Regions from separate parts of the Homo sapiens genome. Here region 1 is linked to region 2. Evidence: read pairs that join two places in POLR2A ChIA-PET (ENCODE). Cell type or tissue: HepG2. All regions are shown on one strand.

Region 1 (8,000 bases), 210 kb before region 2:
TGGCATGTCCCCACCCAGCCCAGCCAGAGTCATCTGACTATAGCCATGCAGTGACCCACCTTCCCAAGTCCACCTGATGGTCCTGGGATCCCTGGTAACCCAGGCCCTCTGAGGGCAGGGAAGGAGTGTGTGTGGGCTCAGGGGTCATTAGACCATGAGCCCTGGGACCTTAGGCAATGTGCTTCACCTGTATGGGCATCCCTTCCTTATCCATGAAGTGGAAATCATTTCAGAAGATCTCCCTTCTGGCGAGGATTTGGTGAGTGAAGGATGCAGGTCATCTGGTCCCAAACAGGAGCTCAGCAGACCTTGGCTGCCTTCTCCTCACACTCACGCCAGTGTCTGGCTAACCTGAAGTCATTGTCATCTAAGCCTGCTGTCCCCACTCTCTCAGCTTTCTGGTAAACAAGGTCTTGGCATTCTTTAGGCCAGACACCACACTAGCTTTTTCCATGTTGGCCGGGACCTCACCCTGGCTCCTTGGCAGCTGCCACAGCTGACCCTGTAAGAAGAAGCCGTCAGACCAGCACAGCGTTCTCCTCCCAGCTCTGGGAGGGATGCTGAGGCCCCAGCAGGGAATTTGGAGGCATTTAAACAAAATGCAACTGAGATGGGACTGCTGGTGAGAAATAGGGCCAAATTCCCCAGCTTGCTTTATTCTTAAGTTTTTAAAAAGGACTGTCAAGTGGGTCCAGGCTCTGTGCTGGTCACTTTCACCTGTACCAGGGGTTGTCCGCCTTAGCTGCACTGGAGTCAGTTGGGGAATTTCAAAATCTGTGACTCTGGCATTGGGGATTAAAATAACCCAGGTAATTCTGGTGAATAGCCAAGGATGAGATCTGTGAACCTCCACCATCTCATTCATCCCTGCTTAATCCCCCAGCAGTCCCCGGAGGCAGGTAGCTCTACCCACATTACATGTGACAAGAATGAGGATCTAAGAGGTGTAGTCACTTCCCCAGGGTGGCACCAAGAGCAGCAAGGAGCAGAGCTGAGAGTGGAACCCCCCAATCTGCCACTTCTCAGAGTGACCATGAATCAGAGCCTGCCTTCTAGGAACTTGCAGTGTGCTGGGGACAGTCCACCTGGGTACAGGTGGTGGTTGGTGGAGACATTTAGTGGGAAATGAGGTCCTCTTCATCTGAATGATTCAAGTAAGGTTTCCCCAAGGAAGTACCATGAAGAAGGCAGCCAGGAGTGAGAGTGCACAAAATGCTCAGGGTGTGGTGGACAGCCCAGAACCTCTGCAGGAGGAGATGTGTGTGTGAGTGAGGTGGACAGGGTGTCATAAGCAAGAAAGGCAGCTGGAGAAGGTCACTTAGAGCCTTGAGTGTCATGCTCAGGAACCAGGCTGGCCCCACCTGCATGGACCTGTGCAGTCACACAGGGCCCCAGGCTTGGCTTAATGCTCTGCTGTCACCGTCCTGAAATTCCTAACATTTTTACCTTTGAACTGGTGTGGGGATGTTTTGTTTGTTTTGTTTCAAGACGGAGTTTCTCTCTTGTTGCCCACGCTGGAGTGCAGTGGCGCGATCTCGGCTCACTGCAACCTCTGCCTTCTGATTTCAAGCGATTCTCCTGCCTCAGCCTCCTGAGTAGCTGGGATTACAGGCGCCCGCCAATATGCCTGGCTAATTTTTTGTATTTTTAGTAGAGATGGGGCTTCACCATGTTGGCCAGGATGGTCTCCATCTCTTGACCTCGTGAGCCACCCACCTCAGCCTCCCAAAGTGCTGGGATTACAGGCGTGAGCCACCACACCAGGCCTGAACTGGTGTTTTATAAATGGGACAGTAGAGTAAGGACATTGGCAAAGGAGACACGCACAGAACATGTGTCTCCATGGGGCCTCGCCATCCCAACCCCATACAATTTTCTAGTGCCTGCAGCACCAAATTCCAGTGGACCCAGGATGTGGGGACATTCAGCAGGACTCTACGTGCTCACAAAGTAAACATGTCCATGTCTGACAGCCCCAAGAGGCCACACTTTCCATTAGAACCAGAACTTGCTTCAAATACAGAAAGAAGGCAATAATGTTTTTTTGTTTTGTTTTGTTTTGTTTTGTTTTTGTTTTTTTGGGTTTTTTTCCTGAGACGTCTTGCTCTGTCACCCAGGCTGAAGTGCAGTGGTGTGATCACGGCTCACTGCAGGCTTGACGCCCTGGGCTCGAGACTTCTTCCTGCCTCAGCGTCCTGAGTAGCTGGCATGACAGACTTGAGCCACTAGCCAAGCCCGGCTAGTTTTTTTTTTTTTTTTAAGAGATGGGGTCTAGACGGGGTCTCTCTGTGTTGCCCAGGCTGGTCTCAAACTCCTGGGCTCAAGAGATCCTCCCCACTCAGCCTGTGATGTTCTAAGAAACATGAATGACCAAGGAAACCTATCATATTTCTTATTTATGTTACTTTGTACTTAGCCAACCATTTATCCTGAAAATGATGACATAGAAGGAAAGGCAAAGATAAAACAACCATGGTTCCTTTACCTTTCTCATCAGTAAGCTGGAGATAGATAGAGAATGTGCAGATAGCAAGAAGTGAAATAGGCCAGGTGCAGTGGCTCACGCCTGTCATCCCAGCACTTTGGGAGGCCGAGGCAGGTGGATCACTTGAGGTCAGTTTGAGACCAGCCTGACCAACATGGTGAAAACCTATCTCTATGAAAAATGCAAAAATTAGCTGGGTGTGGTGGCAGGTGCCTGTAATCCCAGCTACTCAGGAGGCTGAGGCAGGATAATCACTTGAACCCAGGAGGCAGAGGTTGCAGTGAGCAGAGATCACATCGCTGCTCTCTTGCCTGGGAGAAAGAGGTAGACTCTGTCTCAAAAAAAATAAATAAATAAAAAGGCAGGCACGGTGGCTCATGCTTGTAATCCCAGCATTTTGGGAGGCTGAGGCAAGAGGATCATGAGGTTAGGAGATGGAGACCATCCTGGCTAACATGGTGAAACCTCACCTCTACTGAAAATACAAAAATTAGCCGGGTGTGGTGGCTGGCGCCTGTAGTCCCAGCTACTCAGGAGGCTGAGGCAGGAGAATGGTGTGAACCTGAGGTGGAGCTTGTAGTGAGCCGAGATCGCGCCACTGCACTCCAGCCTGGGTGACAGAGCGAGACTCCATCTCTAAAAAAATTAAAAAAGAAAAAAAGAAATAAAAACAATGGCGTTAGTTTTGTGCAGTGTTTCCACTGTCTGATGAGAACAAAATACAAATGTATAAATGCATGTACAAGCTATAAAATACAATTGTACATATGAGTTAGCATTTAAAACTGGCATTGCACAAGGCCAAGCTAAATGACAAAGTTCATGCCAATATAATTTACATTTTTATTTTTTCTTATAATGACATTAAATAGTACATTTAAAAGCATCATGATAGGTCTAAAAAGACACCATAAAAGAAAAAAGGTTTATATTTTAGTTCGGCACTTCTATATTTTAACAGCACTTTTTTCCTGCATATTTATTTTATATTTGGTCTTGCATATTATGTTGCCAGCCCTGGTAAGACCCAATCTCCACCCTCAGGGGAAACAGTTATTTGTTGAAAGTCTATTGTGAAAGAATCTATTTGTTTATCATCTGTTTTACTCTTCAAAGCAACCCTGTGAGGTAGGTTGGCATTGTATAATTGTCACAGACGAGGAGGGACAAGTTAGTCACCTAAGAGCACATAGCTAGTACAGTCAGGGTCAAGGTTCAAATGCAGGTCTTTCCACCCAAGCCACATTCTCACTCCACCATGTTGTGTCATCTAAATTGATCAAATAGAAACAGAGTTTTAAGTTTCCATACAGATGCCTCTACCAAAAAAAAAAAAAAAAAAAAAAATCAAAGACAAAAACCAGCCCTCTGGTGTGCTAGCTGTCACACTGTACTGTTGTTATTTGCTCCCTGAACTAGACAGGATTCTTTGATACAGGAGCTTTTCTTTTTAATGTTTTTTTTTTCTTTTTTTTGAGACGTAGTCTTGCTCTGTTGCCCAGGCTGGAGTGCAGTGCCACAATGTTGGCTCACTGCAACCTCCACCTCCCGGGTTCAAGCGATTCTCCTGCCTCAGCCTCTCGAGTAGCTGGCTGAGTAGCTGGGACTACAGGTTTGCACCACCACGCCTGGCTAATTTTTTTTTTTTTTTTTTTTTTTTTGTATTTTTAGTAGAAATGGGTTTTTGTCATGTTGGCCAGGCTGGTCTCAAACTCCTGACCTCAGACAATTCGCCTGCCTCGGCCTCCCACAGTGCTGGGATTACAGGCATGAGCCATTGTGCCCGGCCTTTTTAACTTTTTATTATGGAAAATTTCAAACTTATACAAAGTCAGTGAACCCATCTCCCAGCTTCCACTGCTATAAATATTCCATTATTCTATTTTTTAAGTTAAAAAAAAAGTTTTAATTAAAAATTTTGATTGTCCTTAAATATACATAAAATTTGCCATCTTAACTATTTTTAAGTGCACAGTTTAGTGGCATTAAGTATATTCACATTGTTCCATCTCCAGAAGTTTTTTTGTCTGGCGAAACCGAAACTCAGTACCCATTAAAAAACTCACCCTTCCCCCTGCCCCAGCTACTGGCAAGCACCATTCTTTCTGTCTCTGTGAGTTTGACTACCCTAGGTACCTCATACAAGTGGAACCATGCAGCGTTGATCTATTTGCGACTGGCTTATTTCACTTCACGTAATGTCTTCAAGATTCCTTTATGTTACAGCATGTATCAGATCTCTTACTTTTTAGGGCTGAATAATATTCCCTTGTGTGTATATGCCACACTTTGTTTATCCGCTCCTCCACAGATGAACCCTTGGGTTGCTTCCATCTTTTGGCTGATGTGAGTAGAGCTGCTATGAACATAATGTTCTGCCATTCTTACATTATCTATATTTTCATCCACTTCTCATCCCTCATTTAGTTATTACTGTTTGTACCAACTCTATTTTATTCGTGTTTGCATTCCCCTAACACAGAGCCTAGACCATAGTAAGTGCTTTAAAAATGTTTGGGTGTGTGGATGGATCTTCCAAAAGTATGTGTTTTCTTAATTTTAATTTGTATTTTATTGTTTTTAAGTTATGGGGTACATGTGCAAGATGTACAGGTTTATTACACAGGTAAACATGTGCCATGGTGGTTTGCTATACCTATCAACCCATCACCTAGGTATGAAGCCCAGCAGGCATCAGCTCTTTTTATTATTATTTGTTTTTTTATTTTTAATTTTTTTTTTTTTTTGAGCTGGAGTCTCGCTCTGTCTCCCAGGCTGGAGTGCAATGGTGTGATCTGGGCTCACTGCAACCTCTGCCTCCCGAGTTCAAGTGATTCTCCTGCCTCAGCCTCCCAAGTATTTGGGATTACAGGCACCTGCCATTATGCCTGGCTAATTTTTGTATTTTTGTAGAGATGGGGTTTCACCATGTTGGCCAGGCTGGTCTTGAACTCCTGACATCAGTTGATCCGCCCACCTCAGCCTCCCAAAGTGCCAGGATTACAGGCGTGAACCACTACTCCTGGCCGACATTAACTCTTTTAAATGTTAAGCAAGGTCCATAAAGAGGTCTGAGATTCTTTCCATTTCTCATAAGAATCTCATAAATGTGCACATAGAATTTTGATAAAAATTAAATCAGTAAAAGAAGAATGTAATACTCTATGGGTCTTCAGAACAAGGAAACTTGCTGAAAAATCTGATGAGAGATTTTATTTTTATGCCAATAAAAATATCAGCAATGCTGTGGATAGAGTCATTTATTTCTGGAAGTATCAAAAACCTTTGAAATCACCAATTTTACCTGTTAACAAGGATTCAACTTATTAATGATAGTGTTTCCGATGGATTCCATATGTCAAGAAGATAATCCAGGAGTAAAACTTGTCTTTTTGTAACAAAGTTCTCGACAGGGTTAAGCAGCTGTGTTTTACTGTCCTTCAGGTCATACTTGGAAAACTCTGCTAATGTGATCTAAGCTTGAACACTCACGGCCTGAATTCCCTGAATTAACACTGCTATCAGCCAGTAGCCCCAGCACCTAGAATGTCACCTAAGAAGACAAAGGGCTTAATCAGCCTCGTAGAACTAAATCAGCACTTCAGGGGAGAATAATGAGACACCTTGCCTTACTCTTCTCCATGCACAATGGAGTGGGGGCCGCCATTTTTACTTGCAGGACGCAGGTGGACGAGCTGGTGGGAGTGGCTTGGCACCTCACCTTGGGCCTGTGGCAGAAAGAGCCTTGACAGCGGTTTGTTTACTCCCAGGAGCTGTTTGTCACTGAAGGGCTGGTGCTTTGTGTGCAGGAGAACCTAAAGGGTTCCAATTTTATTTTTTTTGTTGTTTTTATTTTTTGAGATGGAGTTTCACTCTTGTTGCCCAGGCTGGAGTGCAATGGTGTGATCTTGGCTGACTGCAACCTCCGCCTCCCGGGTTCAAGTGATTCTCCTGCCTCAGCCTCCCAAGTAGCTGGGGTTACAGGCGTGCGCCAACACGCCCAGCTAATTTTTGTATTTTTAGTAGAGACAGGGTTTCACCATGTTGATCAAGCTGGTCTCGAACTCCTGACCACAGGTGATCCGCCCACCTCAGCCTCCCAAATTGCTGAGATTACAGACGTGAGCCACCGTGCCTGGCCAGGGTTCCAATTTTAAAGAGAACTCTCCTGTCCAGGGAGGTCTCAGGGCAAGCATTTAGGACTGAGGCTGCAGGGAGAAGCCAGGCCTGCAGTAGACCACATGCATGCTGCACACCTGGGTTTGGGAAGCCACCAGCTGTTAACCCTGACTCTGCAATGTCTGAATCCTGTCACCTGGGCAGATGTCTTTACCTCAGTTATTCCTCTGTAAAATTTGAGTGTAATTTCGACTTCATGAAAGTTTCCAGAATGTTAAAAAGAGTTGTGAAGTGCGTAGCACTGTGCCTCACAGAGAGTTAAACTATGATTATTGCCTTTGTCTTACAAGGTGAGTTGCTCCAGGGAAAAGAGCCCTCTGTGCCTGGTGCCATTCAGACCTTTATGCATGGTTCTGGGTGACAACGTCACTGCCTTGCAGCAGGATTAAGATAGAAGAGTTGGGCCCTGAACAGACAGGATTTGCTCACCTAAGTCCTATTCACCCTTCCAGGCGCAGCCGAAGTGTCCACTTATCATGTTTTCTGACCTGCCGCCCTGGAGAATTTGCCGTTTCCTCTTTGGACTCCTGTGGACACTTTACCCCCCACCCCACCCCACCCTGGTAACACTACACCATGTGATAGACTTTCTTCCCATGTCTAATTCACACATCTGATGCTGTTCTTTAAGCTCTTTTCAGAAAAAGCCCCTTGTCACATTTCCCCTGACTCTTTCCCTTCCATGCCCATGTCCTGTTGCATTTTTAGGGCGCAGACATCTTGTCCGGGGGATATCACCTCCCGTGAGCACACAACAGGCCCAAAATGTTTATGTCTCCCCAAAGGCGAGATTCTTTCTGCTCTCCTGCAGCTAAATTCTGCCTCAGACTACCTCATCTACGAATCTGGTTGCAAACTCTCTTGAATGTATCGGGCCCTCAGCAGACTTCTTCCTGGCAACCCTGAGCCAAAGCTCCAGGAGTGACTGCCAGCCACTTCAGTGAGCATTTCCTTGGAGCAGCTCAACTCCCTGTGCATGGGTGCCACTTGCCTGGCATCGAGCTCTGAGACCTCTTTACCATCAGGCCAAACAGTGTCAGAGACACACTGAGACCACACAAGGCTCCTGTGGCTGGAAGCAGGGTTCAACTCATTTCGTGGTTCTTTAACCAGCATCCCTGAGCTTCTGATTAGGGGCTGGGCTCTTCCTGGGGCGTACAGAGATGAGTTCAGCCTCTGGCCCCTTGAGCTCCTGGTGAGAGGGGATACCAGTGAAGACTATCCCAGCACCCAGGAGTGCACACGGCACTGGGATGAGTGACTGCCACTCAGAGGCCTGCATGTGTCAGGAGGACAGTCCAGGCAGAAGGAATAGAACTGGCAAAAGCAATGAAGA
Region 2 (8,000 bases):
ATTATAATGTTGACCAAAAAAAAAAAAAAAAGATTCCTGGCTGGAGCCACTGTCTACATGGAGTTTTCACGTTCTCCCCATGTCTGTGTGGGTTTTCTCTGGGTGCTCTGGTTTCCTCCATATCTGAAGGATGCGCAGTTTAGGTTAATTGGTCTGTCTAAATGGTCCCAGGATGAGTGAGTGAGGGTGTGTGTGTGAGTGTGCGCTGTGACGGAATGGTGTTCTGTCTAGGATTGGTGCCCACCTTGTGCCCTGAGTTGTTGGGATAGGCTCTGGCCATCTGCATTCTTGAACTGGAATAATTAAGTAGTCATCTTGTTTTTTGTTAACTTTTCTTACATATATATATAGCTCACATTTATTTCAGTGTTTAATATTACAAGCGTTTTGGTTTTTATTTAGAAGTTTGGTGATGTTTTTGTGACAAGAAGAACTTAACCGTTGTATATATCAATTAGCCTCTGATAAATTGGTTTTATTATATGTTATTTCCTCTAACGTCGCAGTTTCCAAGAACCTATCAAGTACATTAAATGACAACTTACTGTACACTGATTAAAATGCTATTGTAATAATTTGGGGGGAAAGCAATAAAGGTAGTGGAAATAGGTATAGGTAGTGGAAGTAGGTATATATATAATCTCAGCATTTTGGGACACCAAGGCGGAGGATCAGTTGAGCTCAGGAGTTCGAGACCAACCTGGACAACATAATGAGACCACATCTTTATAGAAACAAAGTAGCTGGGTGTGGTGGTGCTTGCCTGTAGTCTCAGTTACTTGGGAGCCTGAGGTTGGAGGATTGCTTGAACCCAAGAGGTTAAAGCCGTAGTGAGCTATGATCATGCCACTGCACTCCACTCTAGGCAACAGAGCAAGACTAGCAAAAAAAAAAAAAAAAAAAAAAAAAAAGAAAGAAAGGATGTCTTGGAACTGTTGCAACTTGGTAACTACTGAATGTGAGGGCTGAGCAACAAGCCTGACAACTACAGGGTTTCAAGCCTACTTGATTGGCAGCCTGGGGTTCCCTCAGTATAAGCAGGGAGCCCAAGAGAAGTGAGATCAGGAGGAAAATTTGTTTGGTTTTGGTATAACGTTTGCAGGTGTGATGGTTATATACAGGTGATGATGATTCTGATAAAAAGAAAATTAGTATTCTCTTTAGAAAGGATGTGCATCTGTTGCTTTCGTGCCTTCATTTTGATATAGCTAACTCCCAGAAAGAGAAGTAAGACTCAGTTGCTGGATCTATTGCTGGCATCAGAATCTAGATAATTGATTTGGAAAACTTTGACACAGTACCTGAATTTTTCTTTTCATCTGTAAGTAGCTCAACCCTTTTCACTAAGTTTGTTAGATAAGTTGCTCTGGTTGTAAAAACACTATGTATTCTCAGTAGCTTGATACAACTTACAGGTTATCCTTTGAAATCTCCTTTACTGCTGCTTCATTGGTTATGGATATCTAAGTAGTGCCTTTCTTACGTCTTTGAAGAAAACAGATGAGCAGTTGAGTGTTCCCAACTAGTAACCTTGATCACCTTGAGATGAAGGCAGTGTTTATTTGAATTAAAAGGTTTGCATGCTTTTGCCATACCATACTCCTGTTTTTCCCCTTAGGACATAGAGCCACATTGGAAGAGGACAAGCCTTTTAACCTAATTAGTGGTAGTTAAGATGTTAGTTGCCAAAACATTTCTTTAACAGCCTACATTTAACAAAATACCAGAAGATATCAGAGGATGTAGCTTTCTATGCCAGGCAGATTCAAGAACAACAGTGTAAGGTTCTTTTAGATTTATAGCATTTTCAGAGCCCTGTAGCAGGAGGTGTTTTTAACCCAAAGATGATAGACAAAAAAATTATTTGCAAAATGATATTGATAATTGTGTACACTTTTTATTTATAGGCTAATGATGTATGATATTTATATATTTAATGCATTTTTTAATAGTTGAAAAAAGACATGATGAGTTTGTTGAAAACTTGCAATTCACCGGCTACGTTTAGAAGGGTGACCTTGAGCTTATCACATTAGTCGTCTCTTTATTAAGTCTTTTTTCTTTGCCCTTAGATAATATTGTCAGTGAACATTATTTTGGCACTGTCATTATAGAGCCTTTTGTTTTCCATTAAATAGGAGTCAGTAGGACCCAACTGTCCTGAAATGAGAAAATTTTCCTATTTAGGATAATTTATATTTTTCACCTCACCGGAGGTGTGATGGCTTTTAGTTTTTCAGATTTGGAGTATATTGTAAATTTTTTTAAATCTTGGCAATTTTATTTCACATGATTGGTTTGCTAAGAATATAAAGTTTTACCCTTGTGAGAAACCTGCGAGATCCTTTTAGTCCTGCTTTGTTCCAGAGAGGTTAAGGCACTAGTTGAAAATCACACACCCAACTAGTGGCAGAGTTGGGGCAAGAGGTAGATTTCTTTTTTGTTCTTTCTTTTTTTTTTTTTTTTTTTTTTTGAGACGGAGTCTCACGTGATCAGGCTGGAGTGCAGTGGCGCGATCTGGGTTCACTGCAGGCTCCGCCTCCCGGGTTCATGCCATTCTTCTGCCTCAGCCTCCCGAGGAGCTGGGACTACAGGTGCCCGCCACCACGCCCGGCTAAGTTTTTGTGTTTTTAGTAGAGATGGGGTTTTACTGTGTTAGCCAGACTGGTCTCGATCTCCTGACTGGCAAGAGGTAGATTTCTTGCCCTTCAGTCTTGGGCTGCTTTCACCATGTCAGGCTGCTGTTTAGAAATGTGTACCAGGAAATCTTAAATGAACGTAGCTGAGTTGGTCACTAACCAGCTTAGTTGGTTGGTCATTATTGGGTGTTATTACACCTAATAATGTTCAATTGGAATAATTAAGATTTTTTCCCCCTCGTTCCTTCTGAAAACGTTTTTTTAAAAGGCTAACCATTTTAAACTGAACGATTCAGTTTAAATGAAACATTCACAATGTTGAGCAACCACCACTTTATGTAGTTCCAAAACATTTTCATCACTTCAAAATAAAACCCCTTACCCATTATGCAGTTTGAAAAGTTTTTAAGCAATTAGAATAAAAATCTTTGCTGTGACAAGTAAGGTCGACTAGGGCAAGTTTGTATTACAGGTCACTCCTAGTGCTTTGTTGCCTGCTTCCGATTTGCCAGTGAGAAACAGAGTATCCTTCTTATGCTATTTAATAGTGATATTACAAACAGCAGCAACATCAAAAAAGAATGTGTCAGGCACATAATGAATAATAATGCTGATAGCAGGCATGCGTTGTGCATATTATTGTTAATCTTCACACTAGCCTTTCAAAGTGGTTACTGTATTTCTGATGAGAAAATGAAGCCTTGTTCAGTAACTCTAGAATCACTTAGCTGATAAGTGGTCAATCTGGGATTCAAATCCATATCTATTTGGCTTGAAAAGTTGGGTGTTCTTGTCACTAAATTTGGGAATGAGCAGGCAAAAAGAAACACATGGAAGGAATCATCTCGTTTGAGGGATTCAGTACTCTCTTAGCAGTACAGTGTGTAAGGGAAGGGGATTTGAGTTTGTTAGTCCTGTTGGTGTTTGTTAGTTGCCACTTTATCCTGTCCCACTATGATTTGTATGCACAGGAGGAAAAACAAAATAGGAAATAATCTTTGGAACTCTTTATGGACATTATCATGAACAATTAGAAGAAATGGCAATGTAGCTTCTGACATTTGTTCTTAGAAATTATCTGTTTCTTTTTTTCTTCTCTTTTAATGAGTCTTTATATGATTTTATTTTAAATTCATAAATTGATTTGCTTGAGTGGTTTAGTCTGAGCAGTATTGGAACTTGATTGATTTCCCATTTTAAGATCCTTTTAAAAAGTGGTGATTCAATTCCAGTGAAGCATAACTCAAATTGTGTGTATTGAAGACTTTTGTAATTACATTTTTGCCCCTATTAAAAAACTTTATTTTAGCTTTTTTAAAGTTTGAAAGAACTTTTGGTAGGCCAGTTGTCAGTCATTCCTTTGAAAGCCCCTAGTAAGTCACCTCATAAACCTTGTCACTTTTCTACTGTGTTTTGGCCCGAATCATGTTACTTCCCTTCAGTAATAGGCCCTGGGGTAATATGTTAAAATATGCTGGCTTTGGGTAAAAAGGATGGTATCATGTAAAATACAGCTCTCTGGCTACTTTGGACAAAGAGATTTTTTTAAGGTTATGTGAGCATAACAAGAATATAAGGTATAGCAATAGCAGCCATCTACAAATGTCTTGAGTGTGTGTATTGATAGTTATCCAAAGAAGTATAGATTTTTGACAGTGACCTTGTGACTTTCGCTAATATCTAAATACTAGGTACTTCCATAAATGGATTTTAAGCTTTTAAAAACTTTTATTTAAAAGTTTTAAAATGCCCTTGTAGCTTGGCTCAAATATTACACATTGCTTTTCTGTTTTGACCTAGTGGTGACATTTCATTCTCTCTGAAACCAGCAGAAATGTACTGTGAAGAGTACAGGCTCTGGAGTTGGTCAGATTTGTTTTCAAGTCTTTGTCACTTACTAGCTGTAAGACCTTTCCTCTTTTAAAATGAATATCTTATGTTACAGCTCTGTAGCGTTAGAGGTGATGTCTCTAAAGGGCTCAGCACAGTATCTGGCACATAGTGAATTGTGTTCAAATGGTCCGTGTTATAGGAAGAAGTCTAAATTTTGATAGCCTAGCCAACATCACGGTGCAAATACAGGAAAACCTCATCTGTATACTGTCCTGCAATCAGCACGTTTCTTCTTGGATTTGTGTTTTGTTTGTGTGTTGAAGTGCCATGTGTCAGTTTTCACCATTTCCTGCAACTTTTCCTTTTTCTCAGAAATGCCTGGCAAATACCTTCATTGGGTATTGTATAATTGAGCTAAAAAAAAAAAAATAGATGGTGCTATGCAAGCTAATGATGAGGGATTTGCTCCCTTATAGCAATCCCTTTCAGTTAGGTATTCCTGTGTAGCATGTTAACAGGTGCTTACCACCCTTAGAGATGTCAGCTGGCCGAATGCCCAAGCTTATGCCAAAGAAGGGAGGGAGCTTTTGTTGTCTGGAATGAAAAGTATACAATGCCTACTAAATGCTTATAGTGTATTTCATGATGATTGTTAATGTTAAAGCATGAAAAGCTATATCTTAGCCTAATAATTTTACTCATTACTTCCCCATTATTTGCATTGTTTCTCTTGTTCTGTTTAGAAAGACATACAAAGGACTTTTACACTGTAACTGTAAGGTTGAGGTTGTGATGAATTGCAATCTAAGAATATTAGCTATGGAGGGGACTTTGGAGATCAGCTATACTAACCCTCTTATCTTGTACATGAAAAAGCTGGCTGAGAGAAGTTGTGACTCACTCAGGGACATAGAAAGTAAGTGACAGGTTTGATTTCCAATCCGGTATTATGAAGGTTACCTGGTAAAGTGGAGAGAGCACTGGACTTTGGAGTCACACAGGCCTGATTTTGAGTCCTGATTCCACCATGTATTAACTGTGTGACCTTTGGCAAGTAAATCTGAGTTAGTTTCCTGCTTTGTGTTACTTTGTGGGGTCTTGAGGGGTCTTGAAGATTATGGGATAATGTAAGTATAGCACAGAGCCTGACATTTGCGATGGGCTCAGTAAGTGCCGTCCGTTCTCTTGTACTATTTTTCTTCTCCTTCTCCTTCTTCTTCTTCTTTGAGAGAGGGAGAGAGAAAAGAAAGAAAGAAAAGAAAAGAAAAGAAGGAAAGAAAGAAAAAAGAAAAGAAAGAAACAGAGACAGAGAAAGAAACAGAGACAGACAGAGAGGTTCTCTCTCTCCACTGCCCAGGCTGGAGTGCAGTGGTACGATCATGGCTCACTGCAGCCTCGAACTCCTAGAGTTCAAGTGGTCTGCCTGCCTCAGCCTCACAAGTAGTTAGGATTACAGGATTACCAGACCTGGCTAATTAAAAAAAAATTTTTTGTTTTTTGTTTTTTTGTAGAAATGGGGTCTCGTTTTGTCACCCTGGTCTTGAACTCTTGGCTACAAGCCATCCTCCTGCTTCAGCCTCCCTAAGTGTTGGGATTATAGGTGTGAGCCACTGTAGCCAGCCCTGCTTTCCTTTAAAACAGATCATATAGCTAAGTGATTACTCGTTATGAAATGGGAATCAAAGAATGGTTGATGTTTTTGCCAAAGCCTTTTGCTGAAAATCTGTTGTTCATTGGAGGAGGATTGCTGATTGCAAAATGAGTGCAAAACATTTGTCAAGAGCTTAAGTGACCACTGCTCCAAGTTGTACAGTGTTGACATGGTTCATTCCTGAGAAATGGCTGCATTTCCCTAGTGAAATGGATAGAAAACCTAGCATTGGGAACACCAAATCAACCTACATATAGTTAGGCCAGCAGTTCTCAAAAAAAACTTTTTTTTTTAACTATAGACCCTTTTACAATCTTAAACATTATCGAGGACCCCAACGATCTCTTGTTTATGTGAGTTGTATCTGTTGATATTTATCGGAAATTATATCTGATAAAAATTTAAATATTTATTTAAAAATGCTAATAAACTATTATATGTTAACACAAGACAAAAGAAAATTAGTGAGAAGACTAGCATTGTTTTACATTTTTGTAATTCTCACTAATGCCTAACTTACTAGAAGACAGCTGGGTTCAGATAGCTGCTTCTGCATTGTCTGTTTTAATATTCTTGATGAAGTATATGAAGAAGAAAATCTGCCTTCACACAGATATGTAGCTGGAAAAGGGAGAAATATTTTAATAGCTTTTTCAGATAATTTTGGATATTCTTCTTTGATACTACACCAAAACTTGACAAATGGTAGTATCCTGATAGAATCTGAAACCAGATCAGTGAACATTTTGTGTCCTGTTACATTAAAATCCATTGGTCTTTGCATTTTGATTGGATCTTTTATCTATACATGGTTTTATAACATTATGCATTGGCCATTGGAAAATATTGATTCATTGAATTATCTTGATCTTCCAAATGTGACCTATTTCATGTTCCGTCTTCAACGTTATATAGCCTCTGGGAAACTCTGTACTCTGGAAAGAATGAGAGTGGAAAAGAAACATAGTGCCTTCATACTACTTGGAAAATAGTTTTGGCCATGCAGACCCCTGAAAAGGTCTTGAGGACCTCCAGGGGTTCCTAAACCACACTTGCAGAACTGCAAAGTTAGAAAAATTGGTAAGCTAAAAGGAGTGACTCGGTTGCTTTATATTTTTTTAATTAAAAATAATTTAAAAACAGATTTAAAAAATAATTTTTATTTTGAGACAGGGTCTTACTGTGCCACCCAGGCTGAAGTGCAGTGGTGCAATCATACCTCACTATAACCTTGAACTCCTGGGCTCAAGTGATCCTCCCACTCCAGCCTCCTTGGTGTCTGGGACTGCAGGCATGCACCATCATGCCCAGCTAGTTTTTTAATTTTTTTGTACAGATGGAGTCTTGCTATGTTGCCCTGGCTGGTCTCAAGCTCGGCTTCAAGTGATCCTCTTGCCTCAGCCTTCCAAAGCGTATTTTTATTTTTTTGAGACAGGGTCTCACTCTGTTGCCCAGGCTGGAGTGCAGTGGCATGATCACAGCTCACTGCAGCCTTGACCTCCTGGGCTCAAGTGATCCTCCCACCTCAGCCTCCCGAGTAGCTGGGACTACAGATGCACACCACCATGCCTGGCTAATTAAAAAAATTTGTGTGTGTGTGGAGATGGGGTCTCATTGTGACCTGCGGTTTCCAACTCCTGAGCTTAAGTGATCCTCCTGTCTCAGCCTCCCAAGGTGTTGGGATTACAGGTGAGAGCCATGTGGCTTGGCCTACAGCCTTAATAAGAGATAATCTGGAAATTACTATGAAATGGATTGCTACTTAAGCCTTAGTCTTAGAAACCATCTTATTCCTTGAAGTAAAGAGCTGCCAAATTTTGAAATGCAGCGAATAGGTCATTAAATATTTGAGTGCTTTTTATAGACAGAGCAGTGTA

Evidence for each region. ChIA-PET counts read pairs that join two places held together with the same protein. Peaks named below come from ENCODE experiments on the same cell type or tissue, not always from the same donor. Only the 100,000 strongest peaks of a DNase experiment are listed, where the experiment ranks them.
Region 1: POLR2A ChIA-PET joins it to region 2 with 12 read pairs; 2 of 35 experiments call an interaction of 5 or more read pairs at or near these places.

Annotation. Positions count from the first base shown.
Region 1 is chr9:123,461,141-123,469,140 of GRCh38, reverse strand. The region is part of intron 13 of DENND1A (DENN domain containing 1A); the gene reads left to right. Among named protein-coding and RNA genes, the nearest start is that of MIR7150, 20 kb to the left of the region's middle. In HepG2, no CTCF peak of the experiment used is centred here; DNase peaks (open chromatin) are centred at 1,420, 1,940 and 3,660.
Region 2 is chr9:123,248,930-123,256,929 of GRCh38, reverse strand. The region is part of intron 1 of STRBP (spermatid perinuclear RNA binding protein); the gene reads left to right. Among named protein-coding and RNA genes, the nearest start is that of STRBP, 16 kb to the left of the region's middle. In HepG2, no CTCF peak of the experiment used is centred here; no DNase peak of the experiment used is centred here.